Regions from separate parts of the Mus musculus genome. Here region 2 is linked to region 1. Evidence: chromatin loops called from intact Hi-C (ENCODE). Cell type or tissue: gastrocnemius. All regions are shown on one strand. Each heading gives the region's core, and the rest is flanking DNA. Links, peaks and the distances in the headings are about the cores only. Region 1 holds the start of B3galt2 (UDP-Gal:betaGlcNAc beta 1,3-galactosyltransferase, polypeptide 2). Region 2 has its middle 6.4 kb from the start of Gm35303.

Region 1 (8,346 bases), core at 15-8,014:
TACTTGTATTTCAGCTAGAGGAATATGATTCTATTTTAAAGACATACTTTAAGTCAGGTATAGTTGAAGATAAAAGCACTCCCCAAGAGTGTAATATTTTAAAGGCAAAATCCATTGAAATATGGTCTTGACCCTTAATACCAATGAGGAAGCAAAATTTATCTATTTTGATACCTTTAATAATTCATTTTATAAAAACTTGAGCCTGAGACACATTAATTTTTCACATTTATCACATCATGTCAAAATAATTTTCCCAGTATAGATAAGTATTAATAAAAGAAATTAAAATAATTATAAATTATTTTTAAAAGTATATTCTTGAATGAGAATTGCATTGCTCAAACACCTGAATGCTATAAATGAGTTTATGGAATAACTTAACTAAATCTTATTGCAACTGAGTCAGGTCAGAAAACTTGTTCATTGCACAATTACAAAGTTCCTTTAAAATCAATAGTACTGTCTTATTTACATTTAGTTATATGATGAAATCAAAAGTAAATCTAGGAATCTTTTTACTGTCTTCATTTCTTAAGATTTATATAGAAAATGTATGCAGATACATTGTATTGGTCCCTAATGTAAGTCTTGAACCATTTATGTATGCATGCTTATTATTGCATGTTAATATAGAGAATCTCCTCATAACAGTTATTTAAATAGACTCTTTTGGGATACCTTTTTGTCATAATTTGCAATTGTATGAATTATCTTATTCAGAAAATTTAAAAAATAGCTTTGAATTCCTTTATGTGATGAGTTGAACTAAAACTTGTCCTATGTATATAATCAAGTTTTTAACTATACATGCTTTAAGCAATATTTACAGACTCCACATTTGAACAAAAATAGTCTTCTAGTGTAGTTTGCGGTGTCGATACCTGCCTGCCTTTTCCTTTGCTGCATTGGCACAGGCGTTGTGCTTATTTTGTTGTAAATGGTTCCAGTATTTTATCAGTTCACTAGGTTGGAACTGATGAGAGGTAATTAGGTGGCTGTATTTACAGCTTGAATAAGAAACTCGCCAGTGATTGAACACGAACTCATTGGGAGGGGGCACAGGATCAACTCTCAACTTGGCAAGACAGATCCCTACATATACATCTTCCAAGTGCAAACGACGGATACCTAAAGAAACCTTAAATATCTTCTCTGCCAGATCCCCAGAAAACACATAACCAGTTCCTGAGCAGAAGACAGGGTAGCGCTCACTTGGGTAAAGGTCTGGTGGCATGTACCACTTACTGTCTTTGTTTCTGTTCGGTGCATATCCTCTCATTAGATAGCCAGTAAAATAGTTATGTCTAGGAGGCAGGTCTGGCTTTAGTAACTTGTGTATTAAGTATTCTGTGTTGACAAACATGTCACTGTCCGTTTTCATAACATAGGGAGTATGTGGACAGTATGTTGCAACCCAGTTCATACCCATTAGTGTTTTAATGGTCAGATTATAGTATGTATCTAAATATTCCTGCTGAATTATATCATGATACTGTCTGCTTTCTTCTTGAATTGCATGTTGAAGATAGCCATTTAGCTTAATACTTATGCCCAACAAAAAAACCCGTATGATTTGGATGCCAGGTGCCAAAGTTTCATTGCCCCAAGTTTGCCGTATAGCTCTTCTTGCTTCGATTTGTCCAGGTTCTGCAGCTATTAATAGTATTAAAAATGGACTTTTCTCTTGGCATTTTTCAGGCTCATTGATAATATATTTGAAATGGTAAGAGTTTGGATGTCCAGTTCCTTTTTCATTATAAATGCTGCCATTGGCACTGAGAGTGTTCTGCAGCCCTGTGACTCCCTGTGGTGATAGCTCGGTGTTACTGGAGTTGCTTGCTGTGTGAGGCCTCAGAGTCTGAGGAGCTACTTCTTTCCAGATGGTCCGAAGGGAGCTATGGTTTGTCTCACTTTTTGTAGAACGAAATCCTCGGAAAGTGTATGTCACAGGATTTTCTTTGAATCCTGGTCTACCTGGTAACCAGTCATGATGATTGAAAAACAAGAACATAGCAAAGAGAAACACTAGAGAAAGCACACCCGTAAGGGGAGTCCGGAGCAGAGACCTCTTAGGGCTCCAGGTCATTTTTGCAAAGCAGCAGTGTCGTCTTCTCCACTGAAGCATGTTGTAAGTATCCAGTAGCAGTAATGGATGTCTGTGGCCAAAAACACTGTTGTTCCGTCCTCAGTCAATACTGCGCTTGATTCATCGTCTTCTGGTTCAGGTACATGTCCCTCGATGTCATTCTATAAAGATGAAGGAAGCATAATGATTTACAAAATGCAGAATTTTGCAAACTGCCTTAAAAAGTCAGCTAATAAAAGGACCTTTTTAAGCTGAGAAAAAACTGGATAAGGCAACATAAAATTACTGACAACAAGATTTATGTCTTTAAAAGATATTCTTGTGTGTAATGAACACTCGGAAGATAAGTGATAGATTAATTTTATTTTACTTACTTGATGATTTCGATAGCTCTGCTCATCTGTCCCTTTGACCTAAAGGGTTTTAATGTTGTGTCCATGTAGACAGGAAAAATGCTTTTAGATTTCTGACAAAGGCTCGGAAAGAGGGCCTTCAGAACAGATGGCAAATTTATTGACATTAATTAAAATTGATTTGACATAGCATGGCGATATGGTGCACAGTCAGTGGCCTTTTTTGGAAAATGGACATGTATTGGCTTTGGAACAGAAGGTGCAGGTTTAACTGTGGCAGAGTTCAGTTAGTCACAGTCACTGCTTGGCATGTTTCCAGTCTCTCCCCCTGACCCCCGTGTCAAAAAAGTCAGTGAGAAGATACACCTGTCAAAATTAATTTTTAGGGTTTAGTGAGTTCAGTGTGAGATTTTAGATAGCAATAAATAATTAACAATTTACAGTACTTTGCTAATTTTACCCATCCACCCTAAATAGTACATATCTAGGATATCAGTCTTATGTGTCAATGCTTTGGGCAAAGGGTGTGTATTTTGCAGTTTTTCTGGACTTCTTGAAAAATATAGACAATAGCTCCTACTATTGTGAACTGCTTTAAATTACACTTTCCACAAAATACATTTTAAAATATTCTTGAATTACACTTTTTTGCATGATCTGCAATGCCAGAAATTAGTTTAACTTTAAAGACTTTATAGTAGCATTACACTTATAGTTCTAGATCGTTCAGAAGTTCACAAGAAATTAGTGATGCCTCTTAGTGAAAACTGGCTGTTTTGCAAGAGGCTTTTCAGCATAGCATAAACTTATTTGTATTTGCTAATTTTTTCCTTGTTTTTACCTATTCATAGATAAAGAACTGAGGGTCATAGCAGTAGTTTGAATTCCAGTAAATGGTGTTTTATGAAATAGAGACACCATGCCTAGTTTTGGCTTTTTTTTTTTTTTTTTTTTTAGTTCTTAAAAAAACAAACAAACAAACAAACAAACAAACAAACCCAAAGTAGAAGTCATTTATATAATTATTAATTTTGAGGATGGTATTATTAAATTCTTTTGATCAATAAGTGATTTTTCTATTATTCACTGAAATAATTTCTTTAAACAAAGGAAATAAAAATTTTAACATAGCCACTTATTTCTAATTATATGTGTAAATGCTTGTGCTTATTTATCTCACGATAATGATCTACTTATGATTGATAGCAGTTTAGCTTATCCTCACATAAATGCATTTGAAAAGTAATAGAGTTTACAAGGAAGTTCTCAAAAAATTGAGTGATTGTAGCATAAAATTTACACACACACCTTTCAGTTACTGCTTGAAAGTGTTAGGTGGCTATCAATGAAGTACTATTCTAGTAACAACCACTAGGAGGAGCAAGTAGGTGGGAATTTGAACAGATTTCTAATGTGTAACAGGCACTAAGGTTTGATCTTGTTTCTGAAAATGAATGGTGCATTTAGTTACTAGCCTATACCTCAAACCTAAAAAAGTATTTAATCTCTCACACACACACACACACACACACACACAAAAGCACACATGTGCGCGCACACACACACAGACAGTAGTTTCTAAAAAATCTAATTTAGTCTTAGTTTTATTTACGTGAATTTAAATCTTACCATTCTATATAAAGACCAAAGCTATTACATTCTTTGCAACATGGTTTCTGCATGATATGAGTTTGAAATTACGGAGCTTCATGGCCTGATTTAGAAACAAATTTTCATGACTGTACTTATAACTAGATGTAATTCTACTTAAAGCAGAAAACTATTTTAAAGAGTACATATGAAAATTACTTTATGTGGTAGATAATGACCCCCCCACCCCCCACTTCATAATGAGAGTACTGGGTATTAAAGGGTTATGTATATAAATTTAAAAGTGAAGTTACTTTGGAAAGTTCATTTGATCTGTTTCAAGTATTATAAATATAAATGTATCAGCTTTGTGTTGATTTAACAATGCTTAGAACATGACTGAGATCTAGTCATTCAGATACTTTAAAAGTGCAAACTTTAAAGAAAAACAGTTCAAAATGAATTAAATTCCAGGTAGGATATTTCAATGAATGGATAAAAGACCTTAAAGGGATGAAGTATTGTAGTAAGACACATTGTTTACAAGAAAACAGTGTCCCTGAAGTGAAATTGTAAAGTGTTTGAATATTATAGGAATATTACAGATTTCAACCTATAAAATATAAAACACCCTTAAATTATTTATAATTAAGACAGAAAAGATATATTAAAAAATCTATTCAAAGACATGGCAAAATTTTTAATTCTTAGTTTTGTTGTTATTCAAGAACTAATATTCAACAATTTTATTGCAATTTTATATATATTCTTATGTGGTTCTATTATGATTTTATAAGATGGAGGTATGTTTTAATTTAAATTTTATAAGAATTGTATGTTTGTAAATATTAATCTAGGAGAGCTTGGAATTCCTGTACAAATACACCTATTTGATAACCTCCTACTGATAAATGAAACGTATGCATCTAGCCTTAAATTCATTTTTTTTCTAAAGTTTCTCAGGATAGAGATCTGTCTTTCTCTGTCTCCGTGTCTGTGTGTCTGTGTGTGTATGCTGTTAAGAAAGTAAAATTGCTGTAACTATTCCTCTTTTTGTTAGATGATAAAATTATTCACAGGTTAATGCCTGTTGAATATTAGTTCTTGGAAATAAGAAAACTAAGAGTTAAAATTTTGCCATGTCTTTTAATAGATTTTAAAAAAATAGATGTTTTCTGTTTTAATTATTATGATTTAAGTGTGTGTTTACCTCTTATAGACCGAAATTTGTAAGGATGTTACTATTTAATGTATCCTCCTATAGAGTTTCTGTCCTTTGACTTTTAAAAGTTGATATAAATATATTAGTTTCTAAAGACAGTCCCAGAGTTAAATGATGGTTTGATAAGAAACACTTGTATACTTTTAAAGCTTTGAAATATTTAGTTTATAAAGCTTAATTTCTAATAAAGATACCAACAGAGGCTGGATTTTTTTAAAAATTATTTTTGATTAGTTTCTGATTGTAATTTTTATCAGAATAAAGATACTTAGTTATGACTAGGAATCTCTTGATATATGACAAAGTCTAATACACTCATTCAGTCTTAATTCTACAACACACACAGTGCTTCCACAGGGGTTTTTTTTTTGGCTTTGTGATTGTTAGGGTAGTAAGTTTTATGAAAGTGAGAGGAAGAATCAAAATACGTAGAAAGGTTTGTAAGATTTTAGGAATATCTTTGAGTCCCTGACCCCGAGCACTCTAACGTTGATTGTTCCCAGGGTAGTTTATTCTGTCCTGCAGACACATGTAGAGGCAGTAGGCAGGTCATTATCACATGTAAATAAAGCTTAGAAACCTACTGTGGATATTATTTGACCTTGTATTTGACCATTATTAATATGTGCTGTATATTAAGCTATTTTATGTTAGTTTTTTTTTTTCCATTTTTTATTAGGTATTTAACTCATTTACATTTCCAATGCTATACCAAAAGTCCCCCATATCCACCCACCCCCACTCCCCTGCCCACCCACTCCCCCTTTTTGGCCCTGGTATTCCCCTGTACTGGGGCATATAAAGTTTGCAAGTATGTTAGTTTTTTAATTTCACTTTTATAATTAACTCCAGGAACAGTCTTACACTTGATTATTTAGAATCACTCTGTTACTTAAAAACTCCCTGTTTCACCAATCTATTTAGAGCAACTATTGATCTCTCTTTGTTAAAGTTGTATTCATTGATACTGTAATAACATGTGACTGACTACTGTGGTGGTGTTATGCTTTGCATAAACTCACTAGCGTTTTAATCTGATGGCTAATGTTGTAACTTGTAGTATCTCCTTGTAGCTCAGTAACACTTAAAATTTGCTGATGTACTCCTGAATTGTTTCTATCTCTCTCTGAAGAGATAGATATTACAGAGAATATATTACTATGAACTAAGATTTTGTTTTGAAGAGATTTTCTAAAAATACCTCAAGATAATAAGATCATATTTATGCTATTTAATATAATTTTACCCCACTGTCTCTTGATAACCATTTTAAAGAAGGTGCTTTAATTTATTAGATAAGGAATCAATTTGACCTAATTTGCTAGAGAATTGCTGTTTTTTTAAAAAAAAGGCTAGAGAGCTCTTTTTTTTTTTCTTTTTAGTTTAATTTCTCAGACATTCTTTTCAGTAAATCTAGTTACTATTTGGTTTTCCTTGTAATGTTACAATCCTGCAGAATTACTCCCAGTTATTTAATTGAATAAAGCAACGACAGCTTGTCTAGTAGAAAAGGCAAATTTAAAATCGTGTATTTAGAAAGCCTTTCATAGTTTGAAGGGCAGTGGACTGTATGAACTTGTTTATCAAGTGTATCAGTGCCTGTATGGTTAGGAAATTAAAACACATTTAATGAACATCATACACAAGACAGCAACATACCTTTCTTTCTTGGTCAGACCATTAGATGGAGAGGATTATGTCTACTGAAAATACTTTTGGCACGCCATCACTTCAGCAAAAAACGATGCTATCGAACATGCGCACATCCCCCAACAGTCTGCCTCCTGTGATTGCTTTTCACAGTATCCAAAGTGTCCATCTGTCGGGGTGTCTTCAAGTTACCCTTCTTGTTCATATGTCTATATCTTATAGTCTTCAGAGATTTTTCCTTTCTTTCATTTTCTCTCTTTCACTAAACAAAAGAGCTGTAGCTGTCTGTTGTATTTGGTGCACAGTTGACTCTTTCCGACAGTTGATGCATTGAAGCTCTTTACATCTGCTGTATTCCCGGCTGGACAATGCAGTGCTGTATTCTCTTCTCAGTATCCATATTTCTAGTAATAGCGCTGAGCTGCAATGTTAAGCAGCAGAGCTGTGGTTTAGTGTTTCAGTTGCATTGGGGGAAAAAAAAAGGCTTTGCCTTTCTCCGTCGTGGTTGCCTGGCAGCTGCAGGAAGGATTTTTGAGCTGTTTTCCTGGGGTTTTGGTCTGTAATGTGAAATGCACCGTTCTTCCGTGCTGCACAGGCAGGCAGCAGTTTAAATGTGGGCTTGACAGATGCTGTCTCTGACAGAGCAGAATTTAACGTCACTGCTTGGCTGAGTCCCACGTGATTGTTTGCGTTCATTTTGACTAAAAACCCGAGGTAGGAGAAAGCTTAGAAATCTTCCTCTTATGTGACACATCATATTTATTCAGAACAAATACAAGCATTAGGATGAAATGGAGGTTATGGTTTTTTAATCTTTATTTGAACTTATGCACAGGCTTTCTAAATATTTCTGTGTTGGACGGTGGCTTTCATGTGTCTTAGAGACTTTTTTAGAGCAGAAGTAATAAAAGCTTTTACATGTAAGTTGGTGTAGTTTAACTCTTTCAGTGCATTCCTGCTCTTACAGTTTTTGTCTGATTGTTCTGATTTGCTAGTCTAGTTAAAACTCCTTCATTATCTATTGTCTATAACTTAGATTTCCTCCCCTGTTTTCTCCAGCTTATCTAAGTCAGCTGCCTGCACTTACTTCATGTTGCGATACTGCCTACTTTTTTGCTCTGTGCAGTTTTTAGTGTTCTTGAAAGTAGTAAATTTAATTTTAAATCACTTTCTTGTTATCAATATTAATTTTTTTTCATGTAAAATAATGTGTATCACAGAATTAAAAATGATATAGTACATAGAACACACATGAATAGATTTTCTTGAAGATTGGTGAGTAGTTCTGCAGGATTGGTTGCATTTTGACTAAAAACCTTAGGTAGAGACAACCTTGGAACTTTGCTTCTTATATAGAAAATAGTATGCTTATATAGATTGCAGATGTGTGTTTAAATAAGTATAGTGATGCGCTAGAGTCTGTTGCTTCTAATAATGTTTAA
Region 2 (8,346 bases), core at 286-8,285, 120 kb after region 1:
GGTGCTGGACTGACTGAGCCATCTCTCTGCCCATTATTCCCATTCTTGATCTTAAGGCTATAACTGTGAGTCTCTGCTTATTTTTCTATTTTGTTATCTTTTCTCTCTTATACGTTCAGTGTCACCAGGAGTCAACCAGTGGTTCCTACCCCAAAGTTCTTGAGCATGTGTAATGATTATCAGCTACCAGAAACATCAAGCCAATGGATTCCCTTTGACTTGCCATCTAGGCCACACTCTGGCCAGTCTTCTAAACCATATTACTCCCTTGTGGTCATGTTTTGTTTGGAATCTAAACTTGGTAAATCATAAATAGAACTGGGAGCGTCCATGACACCATTGGTTCATTTCTAAACTCATGGCAAGTTGGCATCTGCTCCCAGGGACCACAGTAGAATTGCTTTTCCTGATGTTCTCGGCGTTTTCCTAGATTTCACACTCAGTTATTAAAGCCATGATTTTTCCAGCTCTCATTTCACTAGGCTTTTCAATAGCATTTACTATTTCTGACCACTTTTGAGATGGTTTTCTGAATTTCCTTTTCTTTTTTATTGACAGTTTCTCCATACACACACACACACACACACACACACACACACACACACACACCCCTGCCTCCTTTGGCCTAAATCTCAAAATATTATTGTTCCCCAAGTTTCAGACCTTGGTGTTCTTTCATCCATATTATATACTAATAATCTTAAATTTATTTTACTATACTATCAATTTTTTATAAACTTTGAAACCAGTATTCTCAACTCTCCAACATCTGCATTCACTTGGTTTGCTCATGAACATTCCATTTCAAACTTGTATAAAGTTAAGCGTGTCTTCTTTACTATGTGTCCATGGTATGTAATTTCCAAGATTCATGGAACATGTGGTCAATACCTTTTACTCTTGATATTTTTATTTTAAACTAACACATATCAATTATATATAGTTAGAGGTTATGGTGCAATATTTTTTAACATTTTTATATTTGGTATATCTATCACCAAAGACCTTTATAATTTCTTTGTGTTGGAAATACTCATTATCCTGTCTTCTATATATTTTGCAATATCCAATTAAGTTATCATCTTATTACATAGAGAAACTTTCTGTTTGTTCTTCATTTCACAGGTCAGTGAGATGGATAATTATGTATCTATTCAATGTGCCAAAATCCTTGTTTTTTTGACAATGAAAACTCTTTCTAAACTCTAATTTTCAACCTGTTCTTAAATCTTGTTATTTATATGTTATGGCATATGATTGATATGACATAAGACATGACATAAGATAGACATGTCATATCTATCATAAGATATGCTTATATTATGATAAATATTTCTATCATATCTATATATACATATCCAAAATCTTGTTGATTTTTTCCCTTCAGTTTGTTAGATCTCTGAAGTTTTGGTGTATATTATTTCTGATTGTGATGGAGACCTGTATTATTTCTTATTGTGGTAGAAATGGCACATCTAACTAGTTTTCCCATTTCCTCATCTTCCCCTTAAATGCTCTCTATTGTCATCCCTCTAATACTACAACATTCACAATGTTGCTAGGACTCTCTGTTGCCTTAGCTTGACACATAAAGACATTGACTCTTTGGGCACAACTGTCTTCCAGCTTTGGATATATACCCTCTTGTATAAGTGTTACGTTTGTTGATGAATTCTATCCTCTATGTGTATGCATACAAATATAAATTCTTAAATGTTTCTTATAATACTTTGCAACAATTCCTTGGGGTCACTGGATAATTAGCTCTTTAAATTTCTGATTACCTTTATTAGAACATCTTGATTTCATCATTTGAAAAATCTTCCTGGGTTGTTTGAAACTCTGTAGCCTTTGGTCAGGGCTCACATCCTATTTTTTATCTCAAGCCATATGGAGAAAGGTGTTAGAGCCTGACTCTGGAATATGTCTGCTCCCTGCATCTTGTTCAAGCTCTGCTTTAGTGTTTGAAGTAAGGGTGAGGAATTAGGAAGGCAAACATCATCTAATTATGGTTAATCATGATGGTCATTGCTGACGTGATTTCAGTGTAGGCTTCAGCTGACTTCTCAATGCCATGCCAAAATCTTGGAAGAATAGCCTCATCTGATTCTGATATACATGCATTATTTTTTCAAATGCCTTCTCTGGGTTGAGCATACCATTGCCTAGGCTTATGTCTGTACAGGTAGCTTTATGGTTTCTGTCTTTTTCCTATCTTTATGTCTTTCATGTGAAGCTTCCAAAGTTCCAAGGCTTTCATCCATATGTTCTGACTGTGTAAGGAAAATTTTCCTCCCAGCCCAAATATTCCCAGTCACAAGCTATATTAGAGTTACTTCAGGATTTTCCAAATGGATTACTTCAACAGCCTCCAGAAAACTGTATTGAAGAACACAACATTTGTCGCCTTGTTCGGTTATTCACTTAAGCTTGAACGTTCTCATGGAAAGAATAAAAGATATCAAGGACATGAATACACTAGCTCACAAGACCTTCTTATACATATTCTGATACTAGGATGATACAGGAAGCAGTGAATATGTTTAAATATAACTGTACACCAATGGTGTGCCACGGAAGAGTGAAACTCTTATTTCTTCAGTATGTACTTAAAATGGCAGATTTGTATTATGTTTGTCACAAATAGTTCCATCATTTTTATATGGAAGATCATGGGGTCGACATGGGTTCTGCAGTTGAGCAGTCTTCCAGTTGTGGAAGGAGACACTACTTATTCTTATGAGTTTCCTTGATTGGCTTCCCTTAGAGCCTTTTCCCTGTGTTCGGGGTAAAAAGTTGGCATCTTCTTTCTGTTTCTGTTATGGAAGGTAGAAATAGTAGCCCTTTTCATTGGGCTCCTCATGCGCTACAAGCATGATGCCTTGCCTCTCTCTAAGATTCCTTTCATCTTCTTGGAGGAAGTATTTGTTGGTACTTTTCTGAACTGATCCTGCTCAGTTATTCCTAAGGGAGTCCAAATAGCTTACTTACTGTGGTGGTGTCCATTTACAGTGTGAGGGACTTTGTCATGTGCTCTCTGCTTTGGGGCTTAGCCTCAATTCCAGGACAGAATGATCTTCCATGATATTTTCTTAAGTGTATTTATTCAGATAATACAAATGTATAGTATGGGAAACTAATAGAAATATGAAAAACATATTTAAGAGTTTCTTAGACTATTTTGTCCTTAAAAAACATTTTAGATCTTTATTTGGAAATGAGAAGAATAGGATGCTATCTAGAAGGATATATTCATATGGCTCTAAATTTGTATGAGTATGTCTTCTACACACATGTCCATTTAATACATCATTGGCTAAAATTTAAATGCAGACTCAAGATCCACCTCCAGTAGGTACTGGTCAGTTTCCCATCTTGAAAGTGAGACAGGAAAATGTCCATGACGATACACACATATGTATTTCCTCTTATGGCCAACACCTTTACTCTTGTAATATAAGGTTTCACGAAGAGGTCTTGAAGAAAATAAAGGTAATTCAGAAGTGGTTAGGTATTTAACCGTAGTACTCATGAGTATTCGCATGACGCAGTCTTCATCTGTCATTTGGTAAAGTAGACAGGGTCCTATCTGACCTTAGCAGGTCTCTTCCATAACTTCCAATTAGGACTGATTTTGATTGTAGTATACAAGGAGACAACAGCTACAAGAAGCTCCATAGATCTTGATGGAAATCTATAAGCTCAACTACTGTCCTGATCCTCCATGAACTTGTAAGTCTGACTTTGCTCTGTTTTCTTGTAATTCCAGCATGGCCCACATTCGACCATGTGGAGAAAGCAGCTATTAAGAACCCAGTGTGAGCCATGCCAGCTGGATGTAATTTTTAGAGTATGGCTTTCAGTCTCTATTTTCGGAAGGCATTCTATTCAGTTTCCAGTTGGTCAGCATTCCTGAGACACTTGGTTCATCAGAGGTCACTCACAGGGTTGGCCCAGGCGTGAGAAGGAGGCACAGTGCTTCGGAGGCATCCCACACTCAGTCCTTTCAAAGGAAAGTGATGCCGTTTTAACTGAGATGACACCAAGTTCTGTTACACTGCAGCTGCCATCCTGCAGCTCAGCTTTCTTTAACCACTACTCAGTGACAGAGGAAGGGATTATCAAAGTATTACGAGTTTGTTCAGAAATGCTTGGAATCATGCACTTGCTATTCAAGGAACTTGCTTGATAGTAGCTGACATATTCTCAGATGAAAGACGCTGGGTCCAAAGTAGATAAACCTTTTATCATACAATGATTTACAACAGATGCAAGATCCCCTTCCTCTTTTCCCAGATGTTGTTTCTACATTCAAGATGATCTATATTCACATTTTAAGCAAAGGATTGAATGTGACAAAAATGTTTATTTCCATATTCCATCTTTTAGTGAGGTGGAGTTTTCATACAGTGAAATGTACGCAGTTCTTGGGGATCTGTATCGTTCACTGTGTTAAAGTACAGGTACTTCTCTCATGCTGGCAAATTTGCCCATTCACATTTACATTCTTCCCACTTCCCGTAGGCAAGTGCTAATGTGCTTTTCTGTCAGCACATATTTCTGCCTATTCTGGAACTTTGGATGTGTAAGCCCAAGCAATGTGTTCTCTTACACATCTGTGTTCTGTTCTTTGTTCATTGTCAGGCTTCTGTGGTTGGGCATATTGCTGCATAGATTAGTAGCTGGGTTTGTGCGATCTGTAAGTTATTTTTTCCCCTCACAAGATGTGGGGAATCTCTAGCTATAACCTAAAGTATTTGTTTTTTTCTCACCATTTTCTCAGGCCCCTTTATCTTTTCCTGTATATCACTGAATATCACTGAAACTTTTGCTTTTTTTTTCTCCAGAGTGTGCTTTTGATAGTTTAATTTCAAGTTTATTAGATTATTTTATAAGTCTACATTCATTCACTGGAACATGGTTAATTTTCTTATTTACTCATTTTGTGGGAGAGTGTGTATGTTGAGGAGTATAATGTGTGTGTGTGTACATGCTCATATGTGTGCATGTGCATACCATGTATATGTGGATGCCAGAGGTCTATGTCTCATGTCTCCCTCAAATACTCCATTTTTTGGATCAAGGTATCCTGATGAGCCTGGACCTTGCTTATTCAGCTAGACTTGTTGGCTAGTTTGTCTCACGTATTTTACTGTCTCTGCTATCCCTAGTGTACAGGGATATGAGTCTGAGTCTGGTTTATTTATTTTTTAGTGTGTATATACATGTGTGTCTGTGTACCACAGCACACATATGGAGATCAGAGGACCACTCTCAGGAGTTGCTCCTCTCCTGCTACCTTGTAGGATCTGGAAATCCAATTTAGGTCATTTTACCTGTGCACAAGCAGCCCAACAGCCTACGTTTGGCTTTATGTGTAGGTGTTAGAGACTGAAACACAGGTACTCATGCTTGTGAGACAAGCACTTTACTAAGTCAGACCCCCATTAAAAGCTTGCAGTAACTCTATTCTCTTCATCTCCTGAGTGCTGTTTGGTTCCGTGAATCCTTCAGTTATCGGCTTGACACCTTTGTGTTGGGTATCTTTGGTCATTTGTTTTGTTGTAACATATTTCTGGAAAGGTTTGAAGGTTTCCTAAACCCTTCTAATTGATAGGATTCAGATTGCAAACTTCTTCCCGATGTGTAGCAAATAGTTTTCTTTCTTTTCCTGCTTGAGACAGGTCTCATGCTTTTCAGACTGGCCTTAAACTTGTTATGTCTCCGAGAATGACCTAGAACTTCTGTTCTTCCTGATTATAAATATCCCCACAGCAGGGTTATGTGGTGTTGGGGATTGAACACAGGACTCCATGCATGCTAGGTAAGCACTCTACCAACTGAGTTATACCCCGGCCTCCACAGCAAATCAATTTCTTACTCAGTTCTTTTATATTTCCTGCTATTTTTTCTTTTCTTTCTCTTTTTTTCTTATAAGGTTTATGGAGTTTATCTCTGTTAAGCACAGTTTTGAGGCACTAGCCAAGACTTTTGTAACAATTTATATGTAGCTTTTGAAGGCCATTCATTGGGCAGAGCTGAACTCTGCTCTCTGGCTTCTTAATTTAATATGCACCTTTCCTTCTGAGTTTTCTGTACCCTATATCACATGTGCACTGGGAAGCATTCCCAGGAGAAAGGCAGGGAAGTGTGGATCTCACTCAATACACGGAGTTTGTTATGTTCAAAAATTTAACCTGCACTGGAAGTTACTCTACATACTACCAAAGGAGAAAGGCAAACAACAATGCAGCTACAATCCCTTTGGTCTACAATGATGAGCTGCCTTCAAGATACACTGGTAGAATAGTGAAATATATTTTTTCTTTGTTCTGTTGAGACAGAGTCTCATGGAGCCTGGGCTGGCCTCAGATGCACTATGTAGCGAAGTATGATCTTTAACTTCTATCTGCCCCAAGTTCCTGGGTGTCAGGGTTATCAGGATTATAGGTGAGTGCTAGCATGGCTTTAAACAGTTTTATGCTTTTTAATGTATTGAGGGAGACACACACACACACACACACAAAGAGAGAGAGAAAGAGAGGGAGAGAGAGAGGAGGAAGAGAGAGAGAAAGAGAGAGAGAGAGAGAGAGAGAGAGAGAGATTGTCTTTTAGAAGTTCGGTCTAATTCAAAGCACTTCATAATTGCTAAACCTGGGTTTAATCTTAAAATAAACATTTTTGGAAATGGTCAAATAAATATTTATATTATTTCTTTTCATCCATGGCATCATCATCTTTTTTCTTTCTTCCAAAAAGAATTTCTTTATTATGTTTTCCCACACTGCAGCCCTTTTACCCTCAAGTATCCCCCACCCAAGCATCTCTACCTTTTCCTCAACACTGTTACTGTAATGCTCCTTGACTTACAAATTCACCATATATTGAAAGTATCCTAAGTAGAAAACACATTTAGAATATTTAGCCTATAAGCATCCCAGCTTAGCAACACAGCACCACATAGAATTTAGGCTGTTTTAGCCAAAAGACCATGTGACTCATTGGGAAGTGTGACTGGCTTGAAATGTATTGTGCAGCATACAGTCAGCACAAGAAAGGATCTAAATTCAAAGTATGAAGTACAGTTGTTTTAATACATGTTGCTTTCTTACCCCCAGAGAGATGAAAGGATTTGAGTTGGACTATCACAGACTGGGGACTACATTAGATTTTTTTGCTCTTCTCTTCTAAAATAAAATGCCTGAGGTAAAGTGTAAAAGGGTTTGGAGGGAGGCTCCTGGTTTCCAACATTGCCTTTAGTGAGGCAGTGTGTCACAGCAGAGGAGGAAAAACAGGTAAGAGTGCTTTGTGGCAGACAGGAAACAGAGAAGGAGCAAATATATTGAGCTCCCAACATCATCTCCGATAGCATGCCCCAACTTCCTCCCATAAGGGCCTATCGCCTAAAGATTCTACCACCTCCAGGCAATTCCAAAGCTCCCAGTTGCAACTACAGACTCTACCACTATGGATCTCTACTTAAAATGCTTCAGATGTATGGAGCGCTCACAAAAAGGGATCTATCAAGACTGCCCTTCTAAAGACCCAACAAGCAGCTGAAAGAGTCAGATGCAGATATTTGCACCCAACCAATGGACAGAAGCAGCTGACCCCTGTTGTTGAATTAGGGAAGGCTGAAAGAAGCTGAGGAGAAGGGCAATCCGGTAGGAGGATCAGCAATCTTAATCTTAAATAATCTTTTCTCCTGAGATCTCTCAAACACTGGGCCACCAAACAGACAGTATACACCAGCTGATGTGAGGCCCCCAACACAATTACAATGGAGGACTTCTGGGTCTGTGTTCACTCAGAGATGATGCACCTAACCCTCAAGAGACTGGAGGCCCCAGGGAGTTTACAGGTCAGGTGGGGTGGGGGTGGGGGTGGGAGCATCCACGTGGAGACGGGGTGGGGTGGGGAGCAGGTGTGGCACGAGGAGCAGTCGGAGGGTGGATTTGGGGGGGGATGGAATGTGGAGTGTAAAAAAATAAAATTAAAATAAAATAAAATAAAATAAAAAATGCTTCAGATGTATTTACAGAAATTACCTTCAAATACCATTTTTGCATATCTTAAATACTATTATATCGTTTATGGGTTATTTTGATTTTGGAAGTCAGAAGTTACCTTCAATACAGGCTCCAAGGAATCAAGTGGCTGATAATGCTTTATATTAAAAATTTGGATAAAGAAATTAAATTGGATATGATGAAAAAGAAAAGAGCTTTTTTTTTTGTACAGTCAGGCTGGCTGCCTCAGAGCTGTCCCTCCTTATCTTCATCACAGTAGCATCACTGGAGTATGACCATCACGGAGATGCTAGGAACTGCCTAAGAAGCCTCTGAT

Evidence for each region. Peaks named below come from ENCODE experiments on the same cell type or tissue, not always from the same donor. Only the 100,000 strongest peaks of a DNase experiment are listed, where the experiment ranks them.
Region 2: a loop joins it to region 1, with 2.1 times the contacts of the local background. A loop is called at or near these places in 2 of 42 quality-filtered maps.

Annotation. Positions count from the first base shown.
Region 1 is chr1:143,639,910-143,648,255 of GRCm38, reverse strand. All of the region lies in intron 10 of Cdc73 (cell division cycle 73, Paf1/RNA polymerase II complex component), which reads left to right. B3galt2 (UDP-Gal:betaGlcNAc beta 1,3-galactosyltransferase, polypeptide 2) reads right to left here and starts at 7,559. Exons shown (of 2, transcript NM_020025.4): 1 at 6,914-7,559; 2 at 1-2,250. The coding sequence starts at 2,128. The coding sequence ends at 860. In gastrocnemius, for the core only: a CTCF peak has its summit at 3,806; DNase peaks (open chromatin) are centred at 2,736, 3,962, 7,023, 7,533 and 6 more places; H3K4me3 peaks cover 4,071 bases; H3K27ac peaks cover 2,249 bases.
Region 2 is chr1:143,520,268-143,528,613 of GRCm38, reverse strand. No RefSeq gene overlaps it. Among named protein-coding and RNA genes, the nearest start is that of Gm35303, 6.4 kb to the right of the region's middle. In gastrocnemius, for the core only: no CTCF peak of the experiment used is centred there; no DNase peak of the experiment used is centred there; H3K27ac peaks cover 1,539 bases.